Regions from separate parts of the Homo sapiens genome. Here region 1 is linked to region 2. Evidence: read pairs that join two places in POLR2A ChIA-PET (ENCODE). Cell type or tissue: GM12878. All regions are shown on one strand. Each heading gives the region's core, and the rest is flanking DNA. Links, peaks and the distances in the headings are about the cores only. Region 1 has its middle 430 kb from the start of ADGRL2. Region 2 has its middle 350 kb from the start of ADGRL2.

The links. ChIA-PET counts read pairs that join two places held together with the same protein. Peaks named below come from ENCODE experiments on the same cell type or tissue, not always from the same donor. Only the 100,000 strongest peaks of a DNase experiment are listed, where the experiment ranks them.
Region 1: POLR2A ChIA-PET joins it to region 2 with 19 read pairs; 1 of 35 experiments calls an interaction of 5 or more read pairs at or near these places.

Annotation. Positions count from the first base shown.
Region 1 is chr1:82,218,457-82,235,293 of GRCh38, forward strand. No RefSeq gene overlaps it. Among named protein-coding and RNA genes, the nearest start is that of ADGRL2, 430 kb to the left of the region's middle. In GM12878, for the core only: no CTCF peak of the experiment used is centred there; a DNase peak (open chromatin) is centred at 7,205.
Region 2 is chr1:82,144,605-82,161,441 of GRCh38, forward strand. No RefSeq gene overlaps it. Among named protein-coding and RNA genes, the nearest start is that of ADGRL2, 350 kb to the left of the region's middle. In GM12878, for the core only: no CTCF peak of the experiment used is centred there; DNase peaks (open chromatin) are centred at 8,037 and 8,807; H3K27ac peaks cover 385 bases.

The sequences.
Region 1 (16,837 bases), core at 3,823-11,822, 73 kb after region 2:
ACAACTATTGGTTTTGTGGCCAAACTTGTCTTCAGTTCTTGATGCAGAAAATACAGATTGTAGCAATTCTAGTTTTGCCATACATTCAATAGCTAATCACATTACTATTTTATGTTATAGATATGCCTACTTTACCTGATAGAAATGACTTTTTAATTCTTAATTTGGATACATATTTTAAACAGTGAAAAGAAAATATTGAAAAGACTTAGAAGCTTATAATATGGTAATATCTTATATGCATGCAGCCTTCCCTCTGTGTTGGTATTGGTAAGCAGATACTAACAATAACACTCAGAGAAGTTTATTATCCAATTTTGTGTGCATTCAATAGGATTATGAGGCTTTGATCATACAAATGCAAAAGAGATTTGGCAGTAACAGGAAGTAACATAGTTCTAGAAGCACAATTTCTATTTTATTAATCTGAGAGAGAAATACTTTTTCCAAATTGCTACACAGCTTGAAGGATCTGCTTAGCTCTCTCTGTTTATTCCTTGCACCACTAACCTCAGAATGTTGGTGGTTTACATAAATTCACAATCCTATGAAATCTGGGGGGCTGGAAATCTTTGGATGCTATCCACAGGACTAAGTTGGAGCCAATAAAATGTTTAGCTTTCTTTGTGGGTGGTCTCTGTTAGCCTTGGTTAGTGACCTGTGTAAGTTAGAAGCAATGAGAAAGACTCCAGAGATTTATTTAAGGTAAATAATTTTAGTATCTCACAAATTTACTGGGACTGTCTCTAATACGACTTTGAAATCCACGCTGAAATTCTCCTTCTATATGAGAAGCTCTTAAAATGAGATGGCTCAGTTACCTCAGCAACTATCTCCCTTGAAAGGACCCATCCAATTTTTAATCCTACATGACTTGAGTGCAGTGGGTGGCCAGGTTCCAGAGCTATGACCATTACAAAAAGGCGAAGGTCTGGAACTCCTCCACAGAGTGCACTATCCCAGAGCCTGCACTGCCTCTTTCAGGATGTGCCACCTTTATACAAAATACCCTGAGGATTACAGCATCTGGATGAGCCTCTGATTATCATCTGCTGTGTTCCAGTCACCGCATCTCCTTATTGAGGCAGTTGGCATCACCTCATGGTCCTCCTCTCCACCATGACTCCTATCTGTGTCCAGGTTGTATCTCACTCAATTCTGAGTTGACAGAAAATATTGCCAATCATAGTGTTCTTTTTTATTTGTATTTTTTTGAGATGGAGTCTCACTGTGTTGCCCAGGTTGGATTGCTGTGGTGCAATCTTGGCTCACTACAACCTCCGCCTACCAGGTTCAAGTGATTCTCCTGCCTCAGTCTCCCCAGTAGCTGGGATTACAAGCATATGACACCACGTCCATCTAATTTTTGTATTTTTTTTTTTTTAGTAGAGATGGGGTTTCACCCTGTTGGCCAGGCTGGTCACAAATTCCTAGCCTCAAGTAATCTGCCTGCCTCGGCCTCCCAACGTGCTGGGATTACAGGCATGGGCCACTGCACCCGGCCTGTAGTGTTCTTGTTCCATAACTATTTTATTGGGCTGATATCAGCAGGAGACTTCCATGAATTAAACTGAATCTCAAGTTTCAAGCCTTGATAATTGGGTTAGTCATGGTACCATGGGTAGAAATAGAGACTTTGTTGGGGTGGAAGGCTCTAGTAGAGTGGAGTGAGAAATTGTCAGCTCAGTTATTGGATGTGAGGTAAATGTAAACATCCCACTTGAAAGGTCCCTTAGAAATTAAAAATGTAAAATTGGAAATTTCTGAAAAGTTGTGCACTTTGGATAGTGATCTGGAAGTTGCCTGATTAGTTGTCACCTCACAACAACAGCAGTAAAGGAAAAAATTCCATATTTCTTGCTCAGTCATATGTTCTTTTATACATGTTCTCCCGTTTAATCCTCTTAACAACCAAAAGGGAGGATATTTATTCTTCCCATTTCACAGATTAGGAAACTAAAGCTTAAGGAATCTACGGATATAACTTAAGACACCTCATTGGAAAGTTGTAGAAGAAACAGAGTCCAAGGGACATAATAAGACAGGTTTAGTATAAGCAGTCATTCAACAAATGCTTAATGGTTAATTGATTTAACAGTGTCACAAAAACACAGAGAAAAGAGAATTCAAGGTGGCTTTTGATGCCAAATGCCATGTGTTCCAGGGAGGAAGAAGAAGAAATAGACTGAGAGGAAATAGTTTGGTATTCCCAGGTCACTTGTTGGTGATCCTGGAAAATGCAAGGCTCAGTAGGGTGAAAAGGATGGAAGTTAATCACATGACACAGGAAAACCACAGCTTGGAGAAATATGGTAGTGAGTGGATGGAGAGCTTGAAGGGGCAAGAGATTTACATGAGGATTTGCCTTAAATTTGTTTTGTATTTTGTACTAGTTGATACAGGCTAGGCAGCTCAGGTGGAATCCCACTGGGTACCATAAGAATGTGGCCCTTTCAAGTAGTCACTGCAGGAGGGTGACATAAGGCAGTCTGTATCGTGCAGCCGCTCAGCATGCTAGTGGCTTTTGGATTGCCAAGGCAGCAGAAGAGAGATTGCAGGGAACTCAAACACACTCCTAACCATGTCAGACCAGAGCGTCTCTTAAGCTCACAGCCCATTGGCCGAGAGTCAATGGCCCTAACCTTCCTTCAAAGGGAGGCTAGAAAATGCGGGTGCACCTGGGCAATATTTGGTGAGCGCTACTCTCTCTGCTGCATAAGTGAACTAAGTCATTTTGCTTGCTGAGATCTTGAAGCTGTATTATATGCATTGGACTTTACAACTGGACTTAGACTGTTGTAAGCCAGAGGATCATGGAGGGATTGACAATTCTCATGCAGAAGTTTCTCTGAATTAGGTTGTTCTTGCCCTCTTTGCAATGATGCCTTTGACTTCATAACAAATTAAGACTAGGCATGGTCATTTTTGGAAAATTTTTACACAGAGAATGTAAAGTAACATTTGGCAGCTTCGTAGATGCTTTTGGAGATGGAGTCTCACTTTGTTGGCATAGGATGACCAGCTTGCTGGCCTGGGTAGAGATAAGCTAAATGTAACAGGGAGAAGAAAAATTGAAAATAATAAATGGATCAGCAAGACTGGCTTCTTCTGGAGACTCTGGGATTGAAGCCTTACACTCTACCTCCCTTTGTTACCATTTATAGGTTTGCCAAGACCGCATCCATTGTGCATCAAGGTTAGCCTTCATTCAGCCAGCCTGAGGTGCAGAGCATGGGGTGGGTCGGGGAGGGCCAGCCGTGTACTTCTAACTTCCACTCTGCCAGCTGGTAGCAACCTGTACTGTTTTTCCTGTCTGGAGATTCCACACCCAGATTTTTCTAGCATATGATACGTGTAATGGTTGCTATCCCTAACTCTCCCCAGGTCTCAGAACACCATCAACCATCCTGAACAAAGCCCTGGAAGCTGCAATAAAAAGGTTTTAAAACCTCAGAAAGGAAAGCCTGAGGGAGTACCACACAGTCAAGGCAAATTAGCATCACCCAGTGGAAAAGAAAGGCTCTCCCTTCCATAAAACGATATTCATCAGCGTGCCTCTTGAGGCATCAAAGATTTCCCGAGGCCCTGTGGACTAACGAGTTAGGCCCCATTTTAAGACAAATGATCTGATATAATATGGTGATCCATGGGCATCATTCAGCAGAGAAAACAACGATACGCTCTCAGAAAACAAAACACAAACTCCTGTAGGCAAAAAAGAGGAAAATGTGAATGAAAGCCATATATCAATAACCTTATTGCTCATGGAAGATAGTAACTTTTCTCTCTCTCTCCCCCTCCTTTCAACTCCTCCCTTCTCTCTCTGAGTCTCCCCTCTTCCCTCCCTTTCAATCTCTCTCCCTCCTTTGGTGTTGGAGTCCAATGATTCTCATGTAGAAACCCAGTATGTCAAGTGAGATTGTACTTTCTCTGGCATCCTAGCAGGGGGCAGGGTGGTCTGGAAGGTAGGCAATGCGATATCTCTGGGCTGGGGCCCTCCCTGCCCTCCTCTTTGCACCAACTGAAGCAGCTTTGCAGGAGTCTAGGACTCCAGAGAGCTAGGTGTGAAAATCACTGATCCAGGGCCAAGGAGGCTAGTATTAAAGGGCTGCAATCATGCATTCATAATTTTGTACTCAGATAAAAAGAAATCCTGAGTTTATAGCTACAATTCTGGATTTCCTCCTGCCCATCAATTCCAAATCCTTGATGTCTAGGTTTCTGTGTGATCTTACTTCTCCCTGCATTTCTAATATTACCCAGCTCCATTCTGCTCCTCATTTTCTATGTGTCAGAGTCTCATCCATGCTACTTTCTCTGCCTGCAATCCCTCTCTTTGTGCTTATCTGGGTAACTCCTACCTGTCCTTTAGGTGTCTGCTTAGTGTCATTTATAGAGAACTTCACTAAAATTTGAAATGTAGTTTAGGCCTTGTTTTATATTCTCCAAACATATTCTTCCTTCATAATACTTTGTAATGATTTCAATTATATAATTATTAGTGGGATTATCTGCTTAATATCCAGCTCCTCTTATTAGACTCTAAACTCTATCTGGAAAGTTTGTATATATCTTAATGATCACTTTGTAACAAGCAACTAACCAAATGAATAGAAAACCATGGGAGATCAATAAAGATTTATTACATGAATAAAAGTCAAAACCAGAAGCCTTCCCACTAACTTCTCCTTAAGATCAAATAAAAAGGTTGCATTTCTAATATGCTAGTATATGTTTCCAGTTTAAATCTCATAGACATTGGATTGATGATCCAACAATCAGATGTTTTCTTGGCATAAATAATGGCCTCATGTATTTGGGATTTATTTATTTATTTATTTATTTATTTATTTGGGGAAAAGAAAGAGAGGTCAGATTGTTACTGTGTCTATGTAGAAAGAAGTAGACATAAGAGACTCCATTTTGTTCTGTTGAACTAGTAGTCTGATTTCTACGAATGTTTAAAAAATTTAAAGTATAGAGTGCTAGATTAAGTTGCATCTGAGGAGTGGAACACTCCTTACAGAGACACAGTAACAGTCTGATCTCTGTTTCTTTTCCCCACAATTTATTTATTTATTTTATTTATTTGTTTTTGGAGACAGGGTCTTGCTGTGTCACCCAGGCTGATGGAGTGTGGTGGCATTGTCATAGCTCACTGTAACCTCAAACTCCTGAGCTCAAACAGTCCTCCTACCTTAACCTCTCAAGTAGGTGGGACTATAGGCATGTGCCACAATGCCAGGCTATTTTTTTTTCCTTCATTTTTTTATGGAGACGGGGTCTCATTATGCTGCCCAGGCTGGTCTTGCACTCCTGGCCTCAAGCGATTCTCCTGCCTCAGCCCTTCAAAGAGCTGAAATTACAGGTGTAAGTTATAGCACCCAGCCCATGGTCTTGGGTGGTTGGATGATGCTTTTTATTAAAATGCTTTCCCTTGCATGGTAGCATTTAATCTTCACACAAGCCCTGTGAGGAATCTAATTCAGTTATCATTATCTTGTGCATGAGAAAACAATAAATCAGTGGAGAAGTTGTATGTTGGTTTAGCTTCTAAAGCTGAAGCTTCTAGTTCTGTCAGTCCGGTGATAAAGATAGAATAGGATGCACAATCCTAGCCCAGGGGTAGTTATTATTTTGTTGATTATGTACATAGGAGTATCCAAACTTAGAATCTACTCTATGAGCAGTCCAGGAAAATCAAATCTATACTATATCTCCATTGAAGTCAGTACCATTGTCTTATGTCTTCACTTTAGGTTCTGGCTTATCTAACTGAGTGAATGGAAACTCCTCAAGAGGGTTTCTGGATATACAGTCAGATTGTCAGTTTATATACATCTTTATTTTACAGAAGTATGTTATCCTCTCATCACAAATCTAAACACGACTATTCAAAACTGGCTTTTTGCTAAACAAGAGGCAGTAACAATCAGGACATCCTGTTAAAACAGACACATCCCAAATGATAGGACAGAAATAAGAATGAAATGCCTTCTATGAATCTACTCTGGTGAATGTAATTTCAGTAACCAAAAGGGTTACAAAGTGAAAAATATTCAGGGGAAGCTTTGTTAAAGGAAGTAGTAATGGGATATGGGAGCATGTTATTCTCAGTTTGTGGGCATGAACCCAGACTTAATTACTGGTAACCAAAAATCTATTACATTTGGAAATTTTAGAAGCTCTGATGGAATAATTTAGGATGGAATGCTTCTGTTTAGTGGATCACTGTGCACTGACACTTTTATTTTTTAAATGATTTTTTCATGTGCATATGTTTTCTTTTTTTCTTTTTTTGAGATGGCGTCCCACTCACTCTGTCACTCAGGTTGGAGGGCAGTGGCGAACTCTCGGCTCACTGCAACAACCTCCACCTCCAGGGTCCAAGCAATTCTCCTGCCTCAGCCTCTCCCGTAGTTGGGATTACAGGTACGTGCCACAAAGACCAGCTAATTTTTGTATTTTTAGTAGAGGCAGGTTTCACCATTTTGGCCAGGCTGGTCTGGAACTCCTGACCTCAAGCGATCTACCTGCCTCAGCCTCCAAAAGTGCTGGGATTACAGGCAAGAGCCACCATGCCCAGTCTCATGTGTATATATTTTCTTTGGACTCCTTTTACTTTTTGCTGAACAGGTACTTCTCATGACTTCATCTTCTTAAGATGTTTCATGCTAAAGATAATCTGTTTGCAGTCCATTGAAACTTCACTTTAAGACTATTTGCCTCTGAAAATACTTTCATAATTAAAGCAAATCCTTTTGGATCCCACCCAAGAGAATTTAATTTCTGAGATAGCAATTTACTTCTTATTCCACTGCAGTCTTATCTGAAAAAGGTCCCCAAGTCTTGGGACTCTGAAGACAGCTTTGTGAAAAACTGCCACTGAATTCTCATAGTGTTCTAGAAAGACTGTGTGGCACAAGATAGAGCTCATTTTGGTTCTTTGCTATCCCTGGGCCATCCCACAAAATATTTATTGTTATGTGGGCAAAGGGTGTATTCTGTCAAAGGAGAGGTCAGAAAGAGAACTGGGAGAAAATTAAGGCAAGGCCAAGATGAGAGCTGTTGGCACTGGCTTTGCCACACCATCCACAATGCACACTTTCTGTTTTAGTTGGAGGGCATTGAGCAGTCTCTACTATATTAATGGCTCTGGGCCAAGTAAAGAAGGAAATGAGTCAAAATTATATGAGGCAATACGTTGGAGAAGTAATGTGTGTATTTCCAGGCCCAGCTGATTCTGAAAAATCACCACTGAAATTGGTGGTTTTACTGGTAATGTTCTAAAATAGACCAAGAGTGATAGGGCCACAGAGGCTCAACTTTATTGATCTCTAGAAATAGAGCATCTGGATTAAGCTTAAGGCATACTAGTGGAATTTGGGGAAGTTTTTAACACCTTAAATGACACTGCCTCTGCTGCACCTGTTCATTGGTGAAATAGAGGACTTCATTTAGGAAAACAAGCACCTTCCACGAGCACTCAATTTGCTTGTTTGAAAAAGTAATTGGAGAAAAACAAAGAGATTCTTGTTCAGTCTGAAATTCAGAAGAAACTCTTGCCAACTTTATGAATAATGAGAGTTCCCCTTTCCATGTCGAAATTACTGGCCCTGTTGCTGATATCCATAAATTAAGCAGTTGGGTTGTTGGTTTTTTTGTTTTTCCTTTTTGCAATTAAGCATGCAGTGCTCACAATGCACAATAGGTCCCCTAGAAGTGTGTCTAATCTTTCTACTCCTGTTTAAAAAAAAAAAAAACCTGGATACAGGATCTTAAACAAAGAGTCAGTTGCAGTACATCTGTACAGAGCTGGAGAGTTGAGTCCCAAGAGGATTTACATTGGGAAAATCCCCAAAGCAATAGAAGAGACAAGCACAAACATGTCCACACTCCAAATAGTGAGGCAGAAACTGCTCCCAGGCCAACATGTTGTTTCAAAGGACTGGAAGGCTTTTGTTTAGTAAAACATAATTCAAATAGCGGTGTTCACCATATAACAGTTTGCTGATAATGATTATTTCAATAAAGAGTGAATGTGTAAAGTTATTTTCTAATGTAATATGCCAATTTAAAATGCCCACACGGCACATGTATACATATGTAACAAACCTGCATGTTGTGCATATGTACCCTAGAACTTAGAGTATAATAAAAAATATATATAAAAAAATAAAATGCCCACATTCTTGCTATCGTGGTGTCATGATTTGAAGATAAGATCAAGCAGTAGAAAGTTGACGTCCCCCTCCAGTGAACTCTCAAAATAGACCTTTAACCGAAGCTGTGAGACTCTGGCTCCTTTCTGATAATGACAGACCTTAATCACCGTAGTAGTTTTAAAAATTTTAGGGTAGCAAGCACCACCAATATCTTTGTTCAGGTCTAACTACTTATTTAGAAGAGAAGTTTTCTGCAGTCGGAGTCATTCACCCTGGGAGTTGTGGCACTCTTTGGTTCACCTTCACCCCAGCATGACAGAGCAGGCGGCAACCTGGAACATTCACTGGGGGATGGAGTTTGGCTGTGTTTATAAGCAACACCTGTGTTTATCTGTGACTCGAGGTGCCAGATACCCCTTGGTCAAAAATAGCAAAGCTTCCACCAATATGCTAGTCATTTCTGATGACGGCTTATAGTATTGTTTTGTTTTCCAAAGAATCCTTTTTTCTCCATCTTTCTACATTTATTTTGATTTGAATAGAATTAGGAATGTTTAGAATCAGTAATTCTAGGGCTGAATTTCTAAACCTAAGTGAAAGAAATAACAATTTAAAAATGATAATCCTCTTAATGTATTACAGAGAAAGACTCCTTTCTTCTTTATCCTTATTTTTTCTTTCTTTCTTCCCCCACATCCCCTGCCACAAAGCAATCATGCCCATGCTTTTGGGGACATAACAGCTCTCACCCATCTTGAGAAACAGAAACATTGAAATGTGTCACTATTGTGATTTCAGTTCATGGTTTACTTTGGACCTTGAGCTCATTAGGGAAACATTTGACATCTCAACTCCAATTATTTAGTAGTCACCAAGCTGCAAAGGCCACACATAACTGCCTGCAACTGGTTATAATTGGAGAGGATCTGAAGAACGATAGCAGAGAACTGCATTTCTCTTAATCTCCAAAGACAACAGTACCTCAGGTCATGGTTCCTTTCCAAAGTATACTGAAAGGCTGGAAAACAATAGAAGTCCTTTCAGATTAGAAGCAACCAAAACATTTCTGCAGATTGGAAATATTATAAAGTCATCCCAGGAAAGTCTTATAGACCTACATGTGTTTCTCTCTCTCTCACTTGCTCTAACTTTGTGTATAAAAGCATTCTTAGTTTTTTTCTGGAAAGATTCATTTAGTGAATAGCTGCCTGGTTCTTCCTCCCCTTTGTTCTTCTCTGTCTTCCTTGTCCATAACCCAGTCTTAATTCCAAGTCAGCCTGCCAAGGCATTTCATTGCCAAAGGAAAATATTTGTTTCACAAGAGCTCTGTTTGTGAAAAGAAACCACTTCCTCATGTATAATATTTCCTTGAAAACGATTTTTCTCTTATAGTGTTTTGTAGTTGAATCTTCCTGGAGGCTTTATTTTACAAACACCTTCTTTGCTTTCATGGAGGAATCTTCGTGGTTTCTATGGGTTTGAGGAAGAGGGTAGAGTTTATTTAAAGACAATTAGTTTTTCATTTTAAATATCAATTCCTAAAAAAATTAAAAAGCTATTCACAACTAATTATTTTGTACTTCTTTCTCTCTCTGCCTTTTTTCTTCCAGTATAGATGCACTTCCTTTTCTTTTAACACTATAACTTAAGAATGTCCTTTTTTATTTTTTTGAAAGGAAAGTGTAAGGAACTCATGTACCTCTCACTCTACTTCCACAGTTACCCCCATTTGACCACTGTTGTTTAATCTCCTCATTGTTAAACCATGAGAATATTATAATGTAATAGCTATAACACCATTTACATAACTCATCTTCTATTGTTGGATATCAGATTATTTCTAATTTTGCAATATTAGGACAAAGGCTGTCAATTTTATTACATGCTTTGCACCCTCACATTTATGTTGATTTCCTTGAGGCCAAAGACTATTTTATATACTCTTGACATGTATCGCTAAATTACTTTCCAAAAGCCTTGTGCCAGTTTATACTCCCAATCACAATTTTATTTTATGTAATTAAAAAGTTATAGGTTAAAGACTATTTCTCTTTGGTTTATTTGATATTTCTTTTATTAATAAAAACTCTGAACAGCTTTCCTTAGTTTCCATTGCAGTTGAACTTTTTTGTTTTGGTGGTAAGTTTTTTGCTCATCTACCTATTGGGTCCTTAGTATTTTTCAAGTTGTATATATGACATCTCTGGTTAATAAGGGTATTAACCATTTGAGAGTGGTAGATTTTAAAGGACAAAACTATACAAAATGCTTACTTGTTTAGTGAAGAGCTAATATTAAGACATTTTCAGTCTGTAAAGAATTGACTTGTCATGGTTTGATCAGACCTGCGAAGACACGGTAGGTGATTTCATGGCCTCAGTCATGTTCTTAGACGAAATATTGTTTAAGATCATTGACAGATCCTTTTTTTGTTGACATTGGGAGGTAGATGTATGAGAAAATTAATTGATTGGTTATCAATCAATCAATCTATTGAGATACATTTATGAAGGACTTAAGATAAAAATGCCTGTGAGAAAACTTAGTTTTAATTATTTTACTCCTGTACATATAATTTTAAAGAGATATTGCCATTAACGAACAAACTTAGAGAAAACTGTATTGAGAAATTTAACCCACCAAATTTGGAATTGTTGTTAAAATGCATTTTAAATAATGAGTTTTCCAAATAACTACTCTTTATTTTTTCATATTCTTTTTAAATATAGAGTGGACCAGGAGGAGTTTTCAGAGGAGTCTGTGATAGGCGCTTTGTGACTCCAGGACACGTTGAGGTATGAGCTATGCTATTATGCCTGGAACCAGTCCTGGATCTGTCCTTGATATTTAGGTGATTGTTTGCCCACAAATATGCAATTTTTGTTTATAAATGAAAAATATATCTTTAGCTGCGACTTCTGCCTCATTTTGCCCCTGACTCTAAGAAAGAAGAACAACAAATAGAACTTGAAGGAAGAAAAGGTGACAGAAAATGTACTCTGAAATTGTACGTGTGGTTGGCACCATGAGGGGTTGCCCTGTAAGTCTGAAAAGGCTAGTGTTATTGTGCAGAGGTGTGGCTGTGCTGAGGACAAGCTATTGCATATGCTGTGGAATGTGAAAATCTGTCTGACAATGCTGTGTGCATTAATGTATTCAATGGCCACTTCCATCAGCTTTGAGAAGAACCAGGCCCAATAAATTCAAATGTATATTTTAAAAGTACCAAGACTATAAACACTACTAGCCTTTCCCTTCTCCATCCTGAAATATCAAATATACCTGTTCTTCTTCTGCATGATCTGGTTCATCAAGACTTGCTAGATGATTATAGTTAATTGGTTAAACAGAATTGTAGAATGATATTAATGGCTTATAATTACCTAATGCGATACACCCCCATCTTCACACAATAACATAGCAGTTTTAACAAAAGTCTTTGATGCCAAACTATGGCCCCTGGTGGAAATCTGTGAAGCAACGATTTCCTCATTATTAACCAATCAATCAATCTATCTATTGAGATAAATTTGTGAATGACTTAAGCTAAAAATGCCTGTGAAAAACTTAGTTTTAACTCTTTTACTCCAGTACACATAATTTTAAAAAGACATTGCCATTAGTTTACATTAAAATGGAAATAGTTATTCTCTCTTTAATTCCAGGCTAGTTTTCTTTCTACAGGAAAAGTAGATTTTTTATTGAAGTGGAAAAAATTCTGCCCTATCTAACAATGTAATCTAGGCATCACATTCTCAGAGCCTCAGTTTACCTATCTGTAGAAAAGTATCAATGGTACCTTTAATTGAGGATTGTTTGAGAGTTAATAAAGACAGTATGGGTGATTAAACTCATCTACAATTTAATAGGCTACTGTGACATAATTGATGATCAAGCTGGAATGTGAGAATTGCAATTTAGAAAAGAACAAGAATTGAGAAATTCTGACACATTCATTTTTTTTCACTATTTGTTTGTTAGAAACAGTTATATTAAAGGTGATTAAAAACCATAAGGCTAGTTTTGTTAAATATACTTGGTTGATGACCTCTAAAAGGAACATTTGCTTAGTTCAAATAATTGGAAGAATAAGCTTTTAGGGGGCTGCATTACTTGTATTCTATTCATTGAAATATGGTGGAGTGACTTCTAGTATCTGCGTGTCAGGAGAACCGATGTATTAACAAATTCCAGGGGCAGCTGTGAAGACGAAAGCTGTCAGTAACTTCTCATTAAATTCCAAGCTTCGGCCTAGCATGGAGAATGTGCTAGTCTCTGTGATGGATGATCTTTTTCAAATGCTGCATGGAAATGGCTTTCTATTGTGAGTGGTTAATCTTACTGAATTCAAATCAAGACTTTCTCAGAATTTTGTTGTATATCCTTTTAGTTTTGAAATCTGGGATATTTAAGACTCAATTTTTTTATTTTTATTTTTGAAAGTGTTCTTTTTGATTGGAACAATAATTGTACATATTTAAGGGGTACAACGTGTTGTTTTGATACTTGTATACATTGAGTAATGAGCAAATCAAGGTAATTAGCATATCTATCACATTAAACATTTATCATTTCTTTGTGGTGAAATCATTCAAAATCCTCTCTTCTAGCTATTTTGAAGTGTATCATACATTATTGTTAACATGCAGGATAGTCATCCTACAGTGCAACAGAACACCAGAACTTGTTCTTCCTATTTAATTGTAACATAATAGCCACTGACCAACCTGTTCACATCTGTCCATTCCCCCCTACCCTCCACAGCCTCTAGTAGCTACTACTCTACCCTCACTTTCTATGTGATCAACGTTTTTATTTTCCTCATATGAGTTAGAGCAAGAGATATTTGTCGTTCTGTGCCTGTCTTATTCGCTTAGTATAATGCCCTCCAGGTTCATACATGTCACAAATGACAGGATTTTATTCTTTTTTATGGCTGAGTAGTATTTCATTGTATATATATATATCACATTTTCTTTATGTATTTATCTGTTGATAGACACAGATAGTTGATTCCATATCTTGGCTATTGTGAATAGTTCTTCAATAAACATGGGAGGGCAGATGTCTCTTTAACATACTGATTTCATTTCCTTTGGATATACACCCAGTAGTGAGATTGCTGGATCATATGGTAGTTTTATTTTCAATTTTTTGAGGAATCTCTATAATGATTTTCACAGTGGCTATACTAATTTACATTGTCACTGACAGTGGGTTTCCTTTTGTCCACATTCACATCAAGACTTTTCATCTTTTGTGTTTTTGGTAATAGCCATTTTAACTGGAGGGTGGTGGTATCTCATTGGGGTTTAATCTGCATTTCTCTGATGACTAGTGATGTTGAGTATTTATTCATAAACGTATTGGTCATGTGTATGTCTTCTTTTAATAAGTGTCTATTCAGGTTTGTTGACCATTTTTTAATTAGGTTGTTTTTGTGATTGAGGTGTTTGAGCTCCTTATGTATTTTGGATATTAGCCCCTTGTCAGATGTATAGTTTGCAAATACGTTCTTCCATTCTGTAGGTTGTCTCTTTTCTCTGTTGATAATTTCCTTTGCTGTGCAGAAATTTCTTAGTTTGATATAGTCCTATTTGTTTATTTTTGCTTTTGTTGCTTGTGCTTTTGAGGTCGTATCCAAAAAAAATCTTTGCCCAGACCAAGGTCATGAACATTTCCCCCTGTTTTATTCCAGTAGTTTTATTGTTTAGAGTTTAGGTCTTTAACCTATTTTGACTTGATTTTTGTAAGTGGTGAAAGATAAAGGTCTAATTTCATATTTCTGCATGTGAACATCTAGTTTTCCCAAAACCATTTATTGAATAGACTGTTTTCCCTAATGTGTGTTCTTGGCACCTTTGCTAATAATCATTTGGCTGTATGCAAATTTATTTCTGGACTCTCTATTCTGTTCCATCGGTCTATATATCTGCTTTTATGCCAGTATGATGTTGTTTTGGTTGTTATAGATTTGTATATATTTTGAAGTCAGGTAACGTGATTCTTCATTCTTTTTTTTCAAGACTCCTTTGGTTTTCCAGATCTTTTATGGTTTCATACACATTTTAGGATTGTTTTTTCTATTTTTGTGAAGAATGTCACTGGTATTTTTATAGAGATTGCTTTGAATTTGTAGATCACTTTGGGTAGTATAGTTAGTATTCGATTTTTAAAAATCATACCCAAGGCCATTCAGTGGCTAAATTTTATCACTGAAAGTGAAAGTTTTTGCACTGAAATCTGTTGTGTCCAAAGCCCCCAGTCTTTAACCACTATGATTTTCTACCCATCACTAAATTTCATTACTTTTGGGGTCATCTCTAGTAAGTCTTATCATTTTATCCATCTACTTTAGGCCAATATTATCCATAATACTATTACTATTATGGAAGGAGGTGTTTTTATATGATGGTATTGTCTCATTTTGCAAAAAAAAATATTAATGTGATTTAAGATGAGGTCTCACTACCAGATCATTGAATCTATTTTGAGGACAGAAATATTTTTTATCAACATTTGAAATAATGCATAAAATGAGTAGAAAGTTAATTAGCATTTATTTCACTTTACATGATCATTGTAGGTGTGCACCTCTTTAGCCGTTTTGGTTAACTTTGGCATTAAAACAATCTCTGAGAAAAGTTTGACCTTTCAGAGAGATGGTCGTCTTTCAAAATTGCATCAGTGGGATATTCTCAGGTAGGATTATGCAGGAGTTCTTCTGTTATGGCAATGCTTTAATGAATGTAAAACCTTTCAGATGCTGGATGACTTGCTGTGTCTGATTCTCTTCACCAGGTTGACAGAGTCAGGATTTTTGCCTTTTAATGAAATGAGTTATCTCTTGGGTCCTTTGAAACCTAATTGGCAGAAGGGCTGGGTACAACCCTGATAGGGAGTGCCTTTCATAGAAGGATTTTTTTTTTCCAGCCTTAAAAGCTAAAAAGAAGCTTTGTGCCAAAAACCTTTATGATGTGCAGTTTTCTATCACTAAAATGACCCCGTGTTTTAATTCAACAGGTTTTAAACACACATTTCTTAGAAGCTAAGAAGGGACATTTCAGAGTTTATTGGGACCTTTCAGAATTATGAAAATATCCAGCCCTAAATGCTAAAAACAAGCTTTGTGCCAAAAAGCTTTATTATGTCTTGATTTTTTTTTAATTTTTAATTTTTATTATAAGTTCCAGGGTATATGTGCGGGATGTACAGGTTTGTTACATAGATAAACGTGTGCCATGGTGGTTTGCTGCACCTATCAACCAATCACCTAGATATTAAGCCCAGCATGCATTAGCTATTTTCCCTAATGCTCTCCCTCCCCACCCAATCCCCTGACAGGCCCCAGTGTGTGTTGTTCCCCTCCCTTTGTCCATGTGCTTTCATTGTTCAGCTCCTGCTTATAAGTGAGAACATGCAGTATTTGGTTTTCTGTTCCTGCATTAGTTTGCTGAGGATAATGGCTTCCAGCTCAACCCATGTCCTTGAAAATGACATGATCGTGTTCCTTTTTATGGCTGCATAGTATTCTATGGTGTATATGTACTACATTTTCTTTATCCGCTCTTATCATTGATGGGCATTTAGGTTGATTCCATGTTTTTGCTATTGTGAATAGTGCTGTAATGAACACACAAGTGCATGTATCTTTGTAATAGAATGATTTATATTTCTCTGGGTATATACTCAATAATGGAATGGCTGGGTCAAATTCTATCTTTGGTTCTAGATCTTTGAGGAACCGCCATACCATCTTCCACAATGTTTGAAATAATTTACATTCCTACCAACAATGTAAAACTGTTCCTATTTCTCAGAAACCTTACCAGTATCTGTTGTTTCTTGACTTTTTAATAATTGCTATTCTGACTGGCATGAGATCGTATCTTATTGAGGTTTTGATTTGCATTTCTCTAATGATCAGTGATGTAATGATGTTGGGCTTTTTTTGATATGTTTATTGGCCACATGAATGACACCTTTTGAGAAGTGTCTGTTCATATCCTTTGCCCATTTTTAATGTAGTTTTCCCTGTAAATTTGTTTAAATTCCTCATAGATTCTGGATATTAGACATTTGTCAGACGGACAGATTGCAAAACTTTTCTCCCACTCTGTAGGTTGCCTGTTTGCTCTGATGATAGTTTATTTTGCTGTGCAGAAGCTCTTTATCTTAATTTGATACCATTTGTCAATTTTTGCTTTTGTTGCAATTGCTTTTGGCGATTTAGTCATAAAACCTTTGCCTGTGCCTATGTCCTAAATAGTATTGTCTAGATTTTCTTTATTTTATTTTATTTATTTATTTTTGAGACAACGTCTCGCTCTGTCGCCCAGGGGCTGAAGTGCAGTGGCATGATCTCTGCTCACTGCAACCTCCGCCTCCGAGGTTCAAGCGATTCTCCTGCCTCAGCCTCCCAAGTAGCTGGGATCACAGGTGCACCACGCCCAGCTAATGTTTTGTATTTTTAGTAGAGACAGGGTTTCACCATGTTAGCCAGGATGGTCTCGATCTCCTGACCTTGTGATCCACCCACTTCAGCCTCCCAAAATGCTGGGATTATAGGCATGAGCCACTGCGCCTGGCCTTGCCTAGATTTTCTTATAGGGTTTTTATAGTTTTGAGTTTTACATTTACTTATTTAATCCATCTTGAGTTAATTTATGTAT
Region 2 (16,837 bases), core at 4,590-12,589:
TTCAAAACCTTGGCCAATTGAATTAGGAACTCTGGAGCATAGGGGTTACAGCAACGATTTAATTGCCATCCAGGCAGCCACCCAGGGGGACTGGACTACTAGGTTGAGAGATGGTGCCACCATTGAAGGATGGTCCCTATATCAGTGTTATGTGTATTACGTGAATGACAGGCTAATACAATTCCTCGTCCACAGAGAGCTGGTAAGAAAAATGCACTCCAAATGGAACCAGTAAGAATCGTTGTAAGTCAGAAGATAAATTGCCATGACTTTTTTTAACCTAAAGTAATGGTCTCTTTCTGATTTTTATATTTTTTTCTTGGAAGGATAACCACCCATTAAAAAATATAAGCTTGACAGAGTCTTGCTGTTCTTTTATAAACCATATTAGATATGATAATTTTCCTACTTGGTTTATCTACTGTACGACCAGCTATAACTTTATCAAAGGAAAAGTCGAAAGGTACAGATTTTTTTAAAAAAGAAGAAATCAACAATGAAAAGCATAAATATCTCACATACTTCAGATCTCTGAAAGTAGTGATCATGTTGGCTTGAATCTTGGTAAAATAGGTTATTGTTTAGAGAACCCAGCGAACTTAGAAAGGTTCATATCACACCAGTGTTCAGCAAGGTACACATGATTTGTATTATTATTATACATGTCAATAAAGAAAACTATATGTGCCAAAATTTTACATGACAATAAAGAAAATTACAACACTGGTACAATTTTTAAACATGTTCAGAATAACCAAATGTGTTCTATCAACAAACACAGTTAATCAGCGTTTGGATGTTCTCAATTCTTTAGGTGATTCCAGCATCCGTTGATCAAACTCCAGGCCAAAAACTCCTTCAAGCCATGGGTCTGCCAGAAAGGAACTGGCAAAGGTTTCCCCACTTTGCTACAGCCTGGCTGGGGACCAGTGTGAAAATCTATATAGATGAACATACAAATAAATCTACCATCCATATTAAAAAGAGGGATCTATCATCAGCTTAATTTTGGTCCCTAGGTGATGCCTGTCTTAAACTTGTTATGATAATGTGGCTGGCGTTGAGGAGAATATTTGGCTAATGGTGCATTAAAATATAGTCACTCATATATTAAGAAGTTAAGGGAATATTATAATTATTGAGATAACTCAATAAGCATCTGTCTGGATTGGTACTAATGTGTGCTAGTGTGTGCACATGTAAGTTAAATATAAACAGATCCTTCATCCTCTAAAAGCTTTATAAGAGTGGCATATGCATGAACAGACTGACATACACAAATGCCAACACCAACCAAAGCAGTAAATTGAACCAAATATTTGCATGATGTACAATTGCTTGTACAATGCTTGAAAGATGAAATTTGAAACATGAAATTTGTCTATCAGAATATTTGCTCTTGAGAGAGAAATTATCTCATTAATTCCAGTTACTCATGGAAATTTTTTAATAAGATAGTCCTCCATAAAATATGTCTCTATATTTTAAGGGGCATCTGGATGATAGATGCTCAGTAAATTTTTGCAGAGGGAAGGAAAGAAAGATAAGTTACGTTTGGAAAGAAAGTCTCAGGTTTGTGTGGCGAGAAGATTTAGAACCTACAAAACGTAGACAATTTGATTGAGGGTTCTTGGAAAATATCTTTGTTAAACAAAACAGACAAAAAACAGGCAAATAAGTAGAACCTTAGAGAGAGGAGAGATGAAATGGAAATTTAATTATAGTTTAATGCTTCTCAGATTTTTATAACATTTTCCTGCTTATGTTTGGCAAACATAATAATGATTGATTAATTGTATCAGATGAAACGATAACAATAGAGCCGCTTGTCCTGTTTTTAAAGTTTTTTTGTTTGTTTGTTTGTTTGTTTCCCAACTTCTATTCCCACTTGTTGGGAAAGGTGGAACTCTTTTGCTCAGGATGGTATAAGACTGATGTGGAGACCTTTGGCTCTCTCTGTCTGATGTCATGACTATGGAAAAAACTATTGAAAAGGTTTTTCTGATACGAAGTGAGAACCATTAATTTTCTCTCATTAGATTTTGATGTGTAAGACCTTAGTTTCAAACCAGTGGGCTTCTGCACTGCCAGGTGGGGGTAGTGTGTGTTTCAGTAGGGCTGTGTTCAAAAGAAAGTGTGGCCAATCATAATGCCAGGGTTGTCTTGATTATGATGTTGAGATATTCAACCTGGCCAGACAATAAGGCCTACAGTGACAGCCCTACATTGTTTGGGCAGGGACCCTTCCAACCCTCCAGAAGCGGCATAGTCAGAAAAGAAGTGGAGAAAACCACCATAACTACTTTGAAGAAAAAAAGAAGGAAATCACAAAAGAAGCCCATGACCGGGGAATCTGATTACAAAGAAATGAATAAAAACCAAAATTCCCATTTCTCAAAGTGGGCATTTGAAAATCATACATTTTATGATCTGAGTTTTCCCTTTCTGCCAGCTAGTGGGTTTGGTTTTCAGTATTCTGAAAGGAACTGAAGTGTAGTAAGTGGCAAGCCATTCCCCACCCACAGAAGCATGCAACCTGCTCTAATAAAGATAGCAGGGTCTTTGGAATCAGGTCCAAGTTTAAATTCTAGCTTTGTTCTTTACCTGTTATGTGATTTTCGACAAGTTAGTTAACCTTTTGGAGTCTCACTGTCCTTTCCTGTAAAATGGAGATAATGGGATCTATTCAACAGGATTATTGCAAGGATTTGATGCTATAAAGTCACCTAGCATTACTGCCTGTGAAATGTTAGTTTTCCTGCTAATGAAGAAAGTGGGGAGTAAAGAGAACCTATTTCTGAGAGAGAACCCATTAAAAAGTTTCCATGCATTTTTGTAGTTTCAGTAATGTAGTGATGCTCAGTAATAAACCAAATCTGAAAATTTAGCCAAAGGATAGAATTATGATGTTGTACAAATATTTATCTAAAAGAATGTTACTTGTAGGTTTGTTCATAATGGAGAAAATTAGAAATCATCTACATGTTCAACATGGGATTGCTTAAACAGATTATAGCAAGTGTACTTGATATAATACTAAGCAGCCATTAAAAAAGTCTTGGAGCTGGATATGTAAAGTTATGGAAAATGTTTACAGTGTTGCACTGAAAAAAAAAAAAAAACTGCCAAATCGAGTTACTAGAGGATTCTGGTTTTAAAATAGAAAATTATGTAAGTATTATTAAAGCACATATTAAAACTTTGTCTCCTTGGGGTAATATTGTGGGTGATTTAGTTTATGTCTTTGGTTAATTTTGGTATTTCATGATTTTCAACAGTAGTCAGAATTAATTTTGTAATGGAAATGTACTTTAAAAATTATTCTTAGGATTACATTTTAATAGAACAATTGGTTGGTGACACAGTTTTCACAATCACAGGGTCAAAAGATAAAAAATAGTGGAATAAATATTAGATGAATTATTTTTCTGCATCTGTCTCAATAACACAGGTGAATCTGTATGGTTGATGATGCTTATCAATGTCTGGTTTATTTCTGATTTTTAGATACTTTAATGTTATTTCTATATTAATATTTTGTCTTTATATTATAGATTATGAGGGTGTGATATTTTATATTATATATATAAATTATTTATTTATTTTTATTTTTAGAGACAGGCTCTCACTCTATTGACCAGGCTAGAGAGCAATGGTGAAATCACAGGTCACTGCAGTCTTGAACTCTGGGCTCAAGAGAGCTTCCCACCTCAGCTTCCCCAGAAGCTAGGACTATAGATGCTTGCCACCACACCCAGCTAATTTTTAATTTTTTTGTAAAGACAGGGTCTCACTGTGTTGCCCAGGCTGGTCTCAAACTCCTGGCTTCAAGTGATCCTCCTGCCTTGGCCCCCAAAGTGCTGGGATTATTGGTGTGAGCCACTGCATTCGGGCTTTTATGTTTTAAAATATGATATAATATGATACCTTCAACAACCAGAAGCATTTTAGTTTATATTATAATTAGCTCCTTTAAAATGATCAAGATAAAAAGTTTAGGTAGAGCACTTGGTTTTCATCTGGTCGTTTTTATAGAGAGACGTTTTGGTTTTTGACTGAGCATGTTAAGACAATAGATATTGCTTTTAATTAGAAAACTAAATAAATGTTGAAATTTAATTCACTGAAAAATAATAGTGGTTTAAAAAATGCACTACTCTATGCATTCGTTTATTTATTATTTCACCAATTATGCCTTTCTTCTATTCAAATATAGTTGGAGTTTGAAATAAAAATGTGTAATATGGCATTTACAATATGGTTCTAAATATAATAAAATAATCTAGGAACAACAACGTTCCTACTGTTCTTCAGTCTCATTTTAGACTACACAAATCACAAATCTAAAAAAAAAAGAACTAGCTATGCATTTGCTTAAAATAGATTCCATAGATAGTTTATAATAGGCCTTTGTTGTAAGGAAAATAATCCAATCGTTCCATTAGGATAGTTAATAATTTTGGAGAATTTAGGGAATCAAATTTTATTTTAATGAAAGTTATAAGATCTCTGTTTAATTTGAATCTGGAGTTAGCTGATATATAGTATTTTTTTTTTTTTTTTTGGTATCACGAGGTTAATATGGCAGATACTTTGCCAAGACAAGTTGTCTTCACAAGCTTTTGCATCAACTATTTTTAGTTATTTATTTTCTAGGCAATCTCATGATTTATTTCTGCAAAATCACTTTTATTAATTATGAAGTAGATCTGATTTGTCCACTTGGGAGAGTAAAAATATATGAACCTTTTGAAATTCAGTACATTGATGTATGCCTTAAGAGTAAAGACAGTTAGGCTGGGCGCGGTGGCTCACGCCTGTAAACCCAGCACTTTGGGAGGCTGAGGCAGGTGCATCACCTGAGGTTGGGAGTTTGAGACCAGCCTGACCAATATGGAGAAACCCCATCTCTTCTAAAAATACAAAATTAGCCGGGTGTGATGGCACCTGCCTGTAATCCCGCCTGTAATCCCAGCTAGCTGGGAGGCTGAGGCAGGAGAATCGCTTGAACTTGGGAGGTGGAGGTTGTGGTGAGCCGAGATTGTGCCATTGCACTCCAGCCTGGGCAATAAGAGCGAAACTCTGTCTCAAAAAAAAAAAAAAAAAAAAAAAAAAAGTAAAGACGATTAGGGATTAAGAATGCACAGAATGTGAACGTAGCTTCCTATTGTCTTACCACATCATCCTTTGATAAAGGATACAAAAACAGAATTCCTGGGTGACGTAACTCTAAGACTGCAATTGACTTCAGTGGTCATAAATGTCTTGTGCTGATATCAGGTTTTAGTGAACTATTAAATATATTTTAAAATTTATTAAGTTCCTGCTTTATATCCACATAATATTGTATCATGTAATCCATTATATCATATAATGTGATCTCATACTATTAGATACTTACATATTTTCTATTAAGCATTTTTAATGACTGCATAATATTTCTGTGTTTGAATAAAGTATGATTTACTTAACCATTTATTATGTTTAATATTAAGGTTTTGTTGAACATTTTATTGACAAATATGATACTCTGATGAACACATTTAACCTCAGTCTTTGTCTATGTCTGATGATTGCTATGTCAGATTTTTAAATATGTATATAAATGTGTTTAAATACATTGTCAGGATCTAAATTGATTTCTTGCAATGAGGCATGACTAACATGAGTGCCATTGAGTGCCAGCCATATGTTAGCACTGTTCTAGGGGCAGGACATCATTTATACTGATGCCACTGAAATGGCTCTTGTCAAGGTCACTGTGAACCTATAAGTTGCAAAATCAAATGGTCAATTTTCATCTTTTTTTTTGATGGATTCATTAATGGCATTTGACACAATTACTTAACTATGAGGTTGGTGCAAAAGTAATTGCAGTTTTTGCTTGCAGTTTTTGGTATTACTTTTAATGCAAACACCGCAATTACCTTTGCACCAACCTAATAATTAAAGACATATTGTTTTCTTCATATCTGAGATACTGTTCTTTCTTGGTTCACCTTTCACTTAATTGACTGCTCTTTCTTTGCTTATCTTCATTTTCCTGACCTGCACATCTTAGAGTGACCCAAGCTCACCTCTCAAATTTCTCTTCTTTGTGGTAGTCACAACCTAGATGGTCTCTTGTCTACCCATAGCTTTACATTCCATCTGTTCCCTGATAAGAGCCAAATTTATTTATCAATCCCTGACTTTTCCCTAAACTCTGAAGTAAGAAGCACAACCATCAACATGGCCTTGCCCCTTAATATCTAATAGCCATTTCAAACTTAACATGTCCAGAACTGAACTATTGATTTTGTGCTCTCCTACTAGCAAAACAAACAAATAAATAAACCGGACTCTGAAGTTGTTCCCTTCCTCCTTCAATAAATGGCAACTCCAGTCACATAATTTCTCTGTTCAAAACCTTGGGGCCACCGTATCTTTTATTCAACAAATAATAAATGAGTGGCCCCAGGCTCTATGTAGGTGCTGGGGATCCATCGGGGGACATATACATACATACATAATCGTAATGGAGTTTACATTCTAGTGAACTTGATTTTTGTCTCTTTGTCTCCATCATTCCATCAGCAAATTCTGTTGATTCAGAATTCATAATATTCAAGTTTCATAATATATGTGAATCCGGCCACTTTCCATAATCTCTGCCGTTTTCCATCCAGTCAAGACATCATCTTTTTCTTGGACTGTTGCATTAGTCTTCTAACTGGTCTTCTTTGCTCCTGTCTTTGCTCTAGTAAAGTTTTTTTCAATACAACACTCAGAGTGATCCTTTTAAAACTGATGACAGATTATGTCACTCTTCAATTTAAAATCCTTCCCTGTAATAAAGAAAGAACAAAAGAAAGGAAGGAAGGAAGGAAGAAAGAAAGAAAGAAAGAAAGAAAGAAAGAAAGAAAGAAAGAAAGGAAGGAAGGAAGAAAGGAAGGAAGGAAGAAAGGAAGAAAGGAAGAAAGGAAGAAAGAAAGAAACATCCTTCCCAGTTAAAAATGAAACACAAAGTCCTTGCCATGAACTTCTAGACCTACAGTAGGAACTCAAGAGATATGAGGGTTGAAGGGCTGGATAAGAGAGTGAAAGGATGTAATTTACAGACCTATGTAGAGACCACCTGAAAAATAACAATTTCAAAGCCCAAATCAGGCTTATTATTATGGTTGTCTATGGTGGAGGTGGTGGATTGTACTAACAGAGCTCTGAATATTTGATTGAAAAATAGTCAATCAAGTTTTTGATATGAAGACCAATCTGGTTAGACATGGCCATGACTGCTCCAGGAAGAGGAAAGAATCCTAAACTCAATCTTTTCAATAGGAAGGAGATTGAGTTGACATAAAGGCTTTACTCTTAGCCTTTTACTATTCTCTTTTATGTGGCATTAAAGAGCTATAAATTCAGATACTCAAGTTATGATTCAATCTATCCATATAAAATTCTTGATTTATTTGAATCATATGTATCTATTGCCCAGTGGTTATGCATATCAGTCACTCTGCACCCACCTCATCTGTTATCGTTAACAGAAACTGGTTGACCAAGCTTGGCAAGGTACCCAGACTTTAATCCATAAGTGGAAACAAGGAAAAAAAATCAATTCTTTTTGGTTAACATGTGTGAAATTAAAACACTTCTAGTTTAAACACTGCCTGGGCTAAAAGAACTAAGTTTGCCTATCATTTAAAAAATAGAAACATTTGTTACAACTTTCCTGTTAATGTGTTGGTCAGTAGCAAATTTCACTTAGTGGAATGCAATATTAATTTTAGTAGCTAGCTCAGTGGCTTGCCTTACAAAGGGGCTATTTGCTGCTTTCTTTCTTTTAAAAAATGGGAGCAATTATTTGTGCTTATGAGAGCGATGGGAGCAACCACACACTAAAAATAGAAATTATGAAATTAGCCACAGGCAAATTACAGAGCAGGGACAAGTTCACGAACGTTTCCTCTGACTGGCCTGCTGCTGACCTCCCTCTTGAAGTGGACAGGCTATTTACTTGAATGGATGACATATTGGGGAACCTCCTTTACTAACCTGGTTCCGTGTCTCTCTAGCTCAAAATGCCAATTGAGGGCTTAGTTTGATGCTGCATTTTGGTTCCAGAGACAAATCTGTTAGAGCCATAGCTGAGAGTAGAAAATACATTATGTCAGAGCCACCTGTTAAATTTGAGCCATAACCTTTGGACTGGGTGACAGTTTTGTGGTTTTTAATTCTACTTTCATGTCTTTGAACTTTAAGCTGCTTCTGTGAAAAGTCACCCTTAATTGATATATTTAATGCAAGAAAATGTTTTGAATCAAAGTGTTCTTTGTTATTACTACCCAAAATACATATATCCATCCCCCAAACATAGTCAATTAAAAAAATCTGATTCATCTTTGGAGAAGAGAAAGAGAAAGAGAAAAAAAAAATATGTCAGTGGGGAAAGGCTCTAAACAAAATCACATTTAGTGATCAGATTCTCTGTTTTCTAGGCTGCTGTTGCCAAGACATCTGTGATTATTATCCTTTTTGTATCAGGTTGAATACACAGAAGCAAACAGAGCTTGTACTTAGCAAAATGAAATATAAGAATCGTTTGGGTGTAGGTGTAAAGGAAGTGATAGAGTTCAGAGGAACAGATGTTCTAAGAGTTATTAAAACTTTGCAAAATGAAATTTCATATCCTATCTCTAATTACTGCATTGCTCTTCTTGGAATCTGATGAGTCAAACCTGTTAAAATTCTTGAAGAGAGTGAAGGGAAATGGCATGGAAAGGCCAAAGCAACTTTCAGCCACTGACAACTTTCAACCTAAGACATGTTGACTCTCTCCAGCTAATCATCCACAAGGCCACAGCACTGCCCACATAAATGCCAGAAAAGAGCACTTTTAGCTGCATGTTTTGCATTTTTTAAGTATGTTATTAGAATTTCTCTCAAAACCCCCTGCTATATCACTGTGCTCAAAATAACTGCTCTTTGATTTGCTCAACTTTGTGTTTGCAATACTCTAAAACTCAGATTCCATTTTGTTTTGCAATGCCAAGTTATCTAAGCATGCATTTCTTTCCATACAAAATTAGGCTTTCTGCACTCACAGATTGGAAGCTAAAGGCTTCATATTTATTATCTTTAAGGTGCTGTGTTAATGAAAGAATTTTAATCATTGACATTGCTCTGTGAATTATGTATTACAAAAACCCCTGCTGGTGAGTTAGACAAAATTAACCTACTGTAAGGGGCATTAAAAAAAAATCACAGCTAATTAGTAAGCCAACAGGAACAAAGAGAATGTAAAACAAAGATGTTGAGAACAAGACATTGAGGTAGGAACTGCTGTCTTCTTTTCAGATGTGGCTCCTTCTTTCATGTGGGCTACATTTGTAATACTGCCTGCCATTGCTGGAATCTTCCTCCAATCTGATATGTTCCATTAGACTTGAGCATTTTTATGTTTTGTAATTAGTTTTCTAAGCTATAGTCTCTTCACTCTTTCAAACTGTGGAAATCCAAAGGCTCATAATAGAAAATGGAAGATATTTTTAAATGCTTTAAAATTATTTCCCAAGCGATATATATTAGAGACGTAAGGCAATTCACAAGGATTATAATGGGAAATGATTTCTATCGCTTTTTTTTTTCCCTTGAATCACTCTGTATGCTTATCATATATCCTGTATCCATTCCTGTATTTTAAAGGAGCAAAACTTTGTCCAGGCTCCCTTCCTGATGGAGTTCCATGTGGAGCGGACAAAGGCAGGCATGGGTTTAAATCACAGGCCACTTGCCTCCTTAGCATTTCCTCCAGCCGACATCCAAGGGCTATGCATCACTCTGCTGGTGCAGGGGCTGGGAGGAGACAATTGACCCTGAGAGGCTGCCAGAGAGGTGCTCATGCTGGTCCCCATTTGTTTATAATTGCTCTTTCTAAGTTATAGGTGGAGATAAAGCAACCAAAATGGGACAAGCAGAGGCAAGAGACGACAATAATGTCTCTCTCAATTTTTCCCTGCTCAACAGAGGCCCCAAGCATTAAAAAGGATAAGACAGTTCTTTGACCTTTTGTTTTCTTCTGCATGATTTCCTTTATTTTATTTTTTTTCATGTTAAATATTCTCCCTTACCTAACAATAACCAAGACTATTGTGTTTCTGATGAGAACCTGATTTGTTGGTTTTTAGAGAAAGACTCATTAATCTTTCCTCTTTCATCCTGCTAGCTTACTGTCAGAGTAACCTCCAACTCTTGGGTGATTTAAAATAAAAGCAAACTGAGTAATTTTTTACAAGTCTTGCCTTTTTTAGGCAAAAGAAAATGGTCAAAGAATCCATAGCAAGGAAAGGATTCATATTTTAGAAGGGACTTAAATCTCAGAAGGATACAGAAAGGCAGCAATAGGATGTGAGCACTTCATGTGGGAATTTGGGCCCCCGTCGCATTCAACTTTGAGTAGCAGGCATCTCTTTCATGTCATTCTTCACTGCTTTTGCTGGGCTTAGAGACCTTAAAGAATGTTCCATGTTTCAATTCAGATGAGTTTCTTTTTTATTACAAGATCAGTGAAAACAGGTTGGAATCCTGTAAAAAGTTTGAATGTTCTTGAGTCTAAGAGTTCTCTTCCCTTGCTTTCTACTTTCCTCACCATGATAAGAAGAGAAAGGCCCAGGAACCTACCTTTCTCTCCTACAGCCTCTCCACCACCATCTCTTGGAACCATTATGCTCCTGTTCCTATTAACGTCAGTCAACACAGGAGCCCCCAGGTCCCAGGTCTCCTTTTTTACCCTGTTTCTACCACACTCTAGTCCCCACAGAGCTTATCCATACCTTTCCTTCAAACACCTGACATCCTTCCAATGGGACTTCTGTTCCATTATAAGTAAAATATCCTGTATTCTTGACTTTATCTTTAAATATTCCCTGCATTGTTGCATTAGAATCGGAATCTAGTGCTCGTCTGGGACTTACATCCTGATATCCCTCTCGGGTGGTAATTTCTGTGGCCTCCCCACAGCTTCTGCCCACCAGCTGGAGGTGGAGTGGCTGCTCTGGCTTCTCTTGCCGCTTCCAGAGCAGTCTCTTTCCCCCACTCTAAGAAAACCCAAGCTTCATCTCAGTCTGTCAGCTGGCCCCATTGTTGCTGACATCTACTGATGTCTGGATGGTTTTCCTTCTTTGTTTGAGGACTTTTGCTCCTGGTTCATGGCCACTCTGTTCAGGATTACCTCTGACTTCATGACTTCATTCGTGGTAATTTCAATATGGCAGAGTTGATCTAACACCTGGCCCCTCAGTTCCTTGACCTTCTCTCTGCTAAGAATCCTTATGTTCCCCTTACTTTTGTCCCTTCTTTCTGAGATCACATGCTTAGAACTACATCCAATCATTATCAATCACAGCATCTCCCCAGAATCTGAATTTCCTGCCGCATGTTCTCTGAACACTGCTTCCTCTCCTAGATAGAGTTCCAGGCCTTTCTCTCTCTCTCTTTCTCTGTCTCTCTTTTCCCATCCTAAATGATCTTTAGGTACCACTGTGACATCTAATCTATTGGGAGGATTACTTTACACTTTCCTCACCAACCCAATGTTCTTGACAACCAAATATTATAATTATGCCTTGCAGACACCCTAACCCCACCCCACTCTTGCTCTGTGGTATTCACTTGAGAAAACCAAAATCTTGATTGTATCCAACTCTTTGCCTTCTTTACGCCTGAAACTAGACAGATGTATATGATTAGAAACAAACACAAAATCACATAGTATGATTTCATTTCATGCTCATAACCAAGAACAGAAAAGTAGGCTTTGCCTGCTGCTGAGTAGTAGTAGTATATGTTTTTAGTGCATTCACTCCCCTACTTTCCTGGGCAGTTTACAAATTCTCCTCTTCTGTTTAATCTCATGCATAATGTATTATAAAATATTAGACTCTTGGACAGTTTATTAATATACTATACTCTTTAAAGGTTTCCTGAGAGCTCCACCACCTTATAGCTGTGTGATCTTGGACAAGTTGTTTAACTTCTCTGTACTGCAACTTGCTCATCTATAAGATGAATATATTATACTTATATCATTGGATTTTTATAAGGGTTAATTGAAATAATATCTATAAAGTCCTGAGGATACCACTCGATACATAGTTGGGACCCAATATATATTAAATTATTACTACATTTACTTTTTTGAATCAGGAATTCCATTTTCCTGCTTCTATAAACTCCTACTCATCTTCAAAGCCCAGGAAATAAATTTTCCCTTCTAATGAATTTGTCCTGCCATGTATCTTACTATAGCATCCTGTGCAGGTCTATTGCAGAAGTCATTACATTGCATTGTAATTGTTTCTTATACATCTGGCTCCTCAGCTGTAGTATCTTGTCCTTGATAACCCTCCATATGTCTTGTTTAAAGTTGCCTCTTGGGTGGATCGCTTGAACCCAGGAGTTTGAGACCAGCCTGGGCAACATGGTGAAACCCTGTCTTTACAAAAAAATACAAAAGTTAAAATGGCATGGTGGTGCATGCCTGTAATCCCAGCTACCCAGGAGGCTGAGAGGTGAGAGGATGTCCTGAGCCTGAGAAGTTGAGGCTGCAATGAGCCATGATTATGCTACTGCACTCAAGCCTGGGCAACAGAGTGAGACCTTGTCTTAAAAAAAAAAGAAGAAAAAAGGCAAGGTGTGGTGGCTCATTCCTATAATCTCAGAATTTTGGGAGGCCAAGGTGGGTGGATCACTTGAGGTCTGGAGACCAAGGCCAGCCCGACCAACATGGTGAAATCCCGTCTTTACTAAATATACATATATATATATATGTGTGTGTGTGTGTGTGTGTGTTTGTGTATATATATATGTGTGTGTATATATATAAATTAGCCAGGCATGGTGGCGCATGCCTGTAGTCCCAGCTACTCAGGAGGTTGAGGCAGGAAAATCATTTTAACCCGGGAGACAGAGGTTGCAGTAAGCCAAGATGTGGCCACTGCACTCCAGCCTGGGCAACAGTGCGAGACTCCGTCTCAAGAAGAATAAATAAATAAAAAATAAATAAAAATAAAGTTGCCTCTGAATCATTTAGCTTAGTGACTGACAAAAAAATATGCTAGTGGTGTGAATAAAATAGTTAATAAGTTAGTATTTTTGGTAAAATGTGATACCTCTCATGTTTAGAAAAATTGCCAAAAATTATTCTCAAATAACAAATTACTTTTGTTAAGAATTACTTGAAAACAAAGACAATGGTAGAATTTGAATACTGCTTAATGTCCATACATATAAAAATTACATCTAATTAGTCCAGATAGTTTAATGGATATTATCAGTTGTATATGTAGCCCATTATCAGGGCTGACGCTAGACCTAGGATCTTAAACACCACCCCAGATATGGTTTGGCTCTGTGTCCCCACCCAAATCTTATGTTGAATTGTAATCCCCATGTGTCAGGGGAGGGACCTGGTGGGAGGTGATTGGATCATGAGGACAGGATTTCCCCATGCTATTCTTATAGTAGTAAGTGAGTTCTCACGAGATCTGATCATTTAAAAGTGTGGCACTTTCCCTCACTCTCTCTGTCTCTCTCCTGCTTTGCCATGGTAAGACATGCTTGCTTCTTCTTCCACCACAATTGTAAGTTTCCTGAGGCCTCCCCAGACTGTGGAACTGTGAGTCAATTAAACCTCTTTTCTTTATAAATTACCCAGTCTCAGGTAGTTCTTTATAGCAGTGTGAGAATGAACTACTACAACCTCACTTTCCATCACAAGGCCCTGTCAGACTAGCCCAGTCTTAGGTCTGTGTGCGTTGAGATGCCTTTCAGAGTTCATGGTTTATTCTGCCATGGATTTGACAGAAAAATGTATGAATTGCTTCCCCACATAAGCTCAACTTCAGACTTCAGTGTGAAAGGCTTCCATCTATCTGCCCCTTGGGGGGTTCTATGGTACTCTTTCCTTGAAAAACTCACTTTCACAGTTGCCCAGGATCATAAGATGCTGGAAAATTAAAGATTTGATTTGAGACTGGCTGGGAAAAGGACTATCTTGCTGCTATTGTTTTTGATGCATTTGTCCTACAAATTTTTATCTTTACCTCTTCAAGAAGATTACTTAACAGAAAACATATAAGCAGATATTATTGTATGGATTTTACTGGTGAAATGTGAAAAATGAGGAGTAGGTTGCTTATCCTCGTGTAAAAGTGAGCCATCCTCAGGTCTGGGAATCGTTCTACAGCCTTAACACACTTTCCCTTGCTGTTTGAGTTTCCATTACTGGGGCTTGACTCATATAAGAAAGAGCTACTATTTCAAGTTTATGTTTGGACATATCACTTTTCTAAGAGAAGGTGGGAGAACAATGAACAAACTGTCTGTGGATGTTGTCGCTACTTATGAACAGTTTTGCTGAGGGCATTACAAGGTGCGAAGAACTGTCAGCTGAAAAAAGATCTATTGGTTCTCTGGCTTTCTAGCATCTGGGAAAGAACCGAGAGGCCAGTTGAAACCTCATACGATCCAAAATTATGTTGGATTATTCATGGTTAGCTCATTCCCCCTCCTTTTTTGAGTGGAGAACTCCTACAGGGGCCTTTCCCCACTCTCTCTCTACATTCAGCCTAATGGGTCATCTAAAACTCTCTTAGGGCACTTCCTCAAGAATTACACAAAGAAATATTATGCATGTAAAAATGCTAGAAGGGAACCATACAAATATCTGCATTCATTTTGTAACTTAAATATCCAGAGAAAGCCTCTTTATAGATTTGAGTCTTCAGGTAAGGCTGATTGTTGTCCTTACGGTTGATTAGTTAATCTGTTATAAAATAGTAAAAACAGGCAAAGTACAAGGAATTATTTAACAAGGCAGTCCTTTGGTACTTGTAGACTACTATCTTCTTCCTTGGAACTGCAGTATCTGTGCAATGAACTACAGGATAACAAAAGATCCTTAACAACAGAAATCCAGGGCTGTGAAGCACAGACCTCAGGCCAGTTGTCTTTCTACTAATAATGAGAATAATATTATTAGTAGCCATCATTAACTACCAACTGATTTCTAAGTGCCAGCTGCTGTGCTAAACAATTAAATACACATATTTATCTTGTTTTATACTTCTAAGAACCCTGTGAGCTTGTTCTATTATTACCACTTTACAGAAGTGGCAATTAAAACTCACAGAGGTGGCCAGGTACGTTGGCTCACGCCTGTAATCCCAGCCCTTTGGGAGGCTGAGGCAGGCGGATCCCGAGGTCAGGAGTTTGAGACCAGCCTGGCTAACATGGTGAAACTTCGTCTCTACTAAAGTTACAAAAAATTAGCCGAGCATGGTGGCGAGCGCCTGTAATCCCAGCTACTCGGGAGGCTGAGGCAGGAGAACCGCATGAATCCGGGAGGAGGAGGTTGCAGTGAGCTGAGATTGCACCACTGCACTCCAGCCTGGGCGACAGGGTGAGACTCTGTCTCAAAAAAACAAACAAAAACAACCACAAAAAAAAAAAAAACCCAAAAAACAAACTTCACCGAGGCTCTTGCCGTGGGCTGGCAAGGATCACTTGCTAAACTCACTCAGAAAGTAAGGAAGTGGGATGACTCAAAAGCCTGTGTTTACTTCATCCTCTTTTATTCCTACTTCTCAAATCTGCAGATTACAAATCTTTCCCCAAAGCTACACGTTAGATGTGCTTCACAGCCAAGAAATAGACTTGGAAAGCCCAAATAACAGGTACAGTCATGATTACGTCAGTTTTAAAGTCAGCAAACATTTGAACTGAACAAGTAAGTATGGATTGCATTCTAATCCCAAGCTCAGTAATATGTTAAACTCTAGATGAGAATAAGTGCTTGCAGTTGAAGAAGCTTGAGCTTCTCAGTCCTCTGCCGAAGAGCAAAGAATTCAGCCCCCTTACCATCTCCCACCACCCACAAGCATGTTTTCTGTCACCAAAGTCCTAAGCATTCATTTGGGTAGGGAGATTATGTGCTCCAGTTTGCCCTGGGTAGTAGTGGGTTATACCCATTGTTCTAGTGTATTCTTAATAAGCACCCACTAGCACTCTCAAAAGTGTCCTGGTTTGGACATTAACTGGTAATGAACTTTCCCCATGCATTATCTTGTCCCTGGAAAACCGTTTGGGAAGGAGCATGAGAAAAATAAGAGAGAAACTAAAAAAGTTTCTTCAACACATGGAGTCACTGGACAGTCTACACTCTGAATCCTCTTCCACCCCCTTGATATGTTATCCTGGGGGTTGGCTTTTTTAGCTGGTAAGTGTGTGGGCCACAGGAAATTGTGTACTTTTTGGCTTTCAAGCTCTGTTGGGGAGAGATATTTCTTAAGGTGAGGTCTTTTGATTACATGAATTTCAAGGCACAGTTTCTGATGAACCACTCAGGCCTCAAAATCAATGCCAAACCCCTTTCTGAATTGAAACTTTGGTAGCATCTGTGCTCTTAGAAACAAGCAAGCAACTAGACATTCCACCACTTCTGCACAGCAGCTGACACCACAGCTGGGAGCACGCATCCTGCCTTGGCCTCCTGTGCTGGGCACTGGTGTCAGATGGAAACAGTTGTGGGGCTTTCTAGGCACCTTCCTCCTTCCCTTCCCCAGTTTTAAAACCCTGAGAGAGTCTGAAGGGAATGAACAACTTATTTGTCAATTTTAATGAGCACGGGATTTTCATATATAAAAATGACCGAATGAATTAAAATTTAATTTAGTTTGTGAAATTCAAAAATAGCTGTGGTGCTACCGGAATGCCACCTTTACTGGAGGCTTTAGGTTGAAATATCAGGATTCTGTTTGCAGTCTGGGTGAATGTTTTGAACTGTAACTAAGTCACC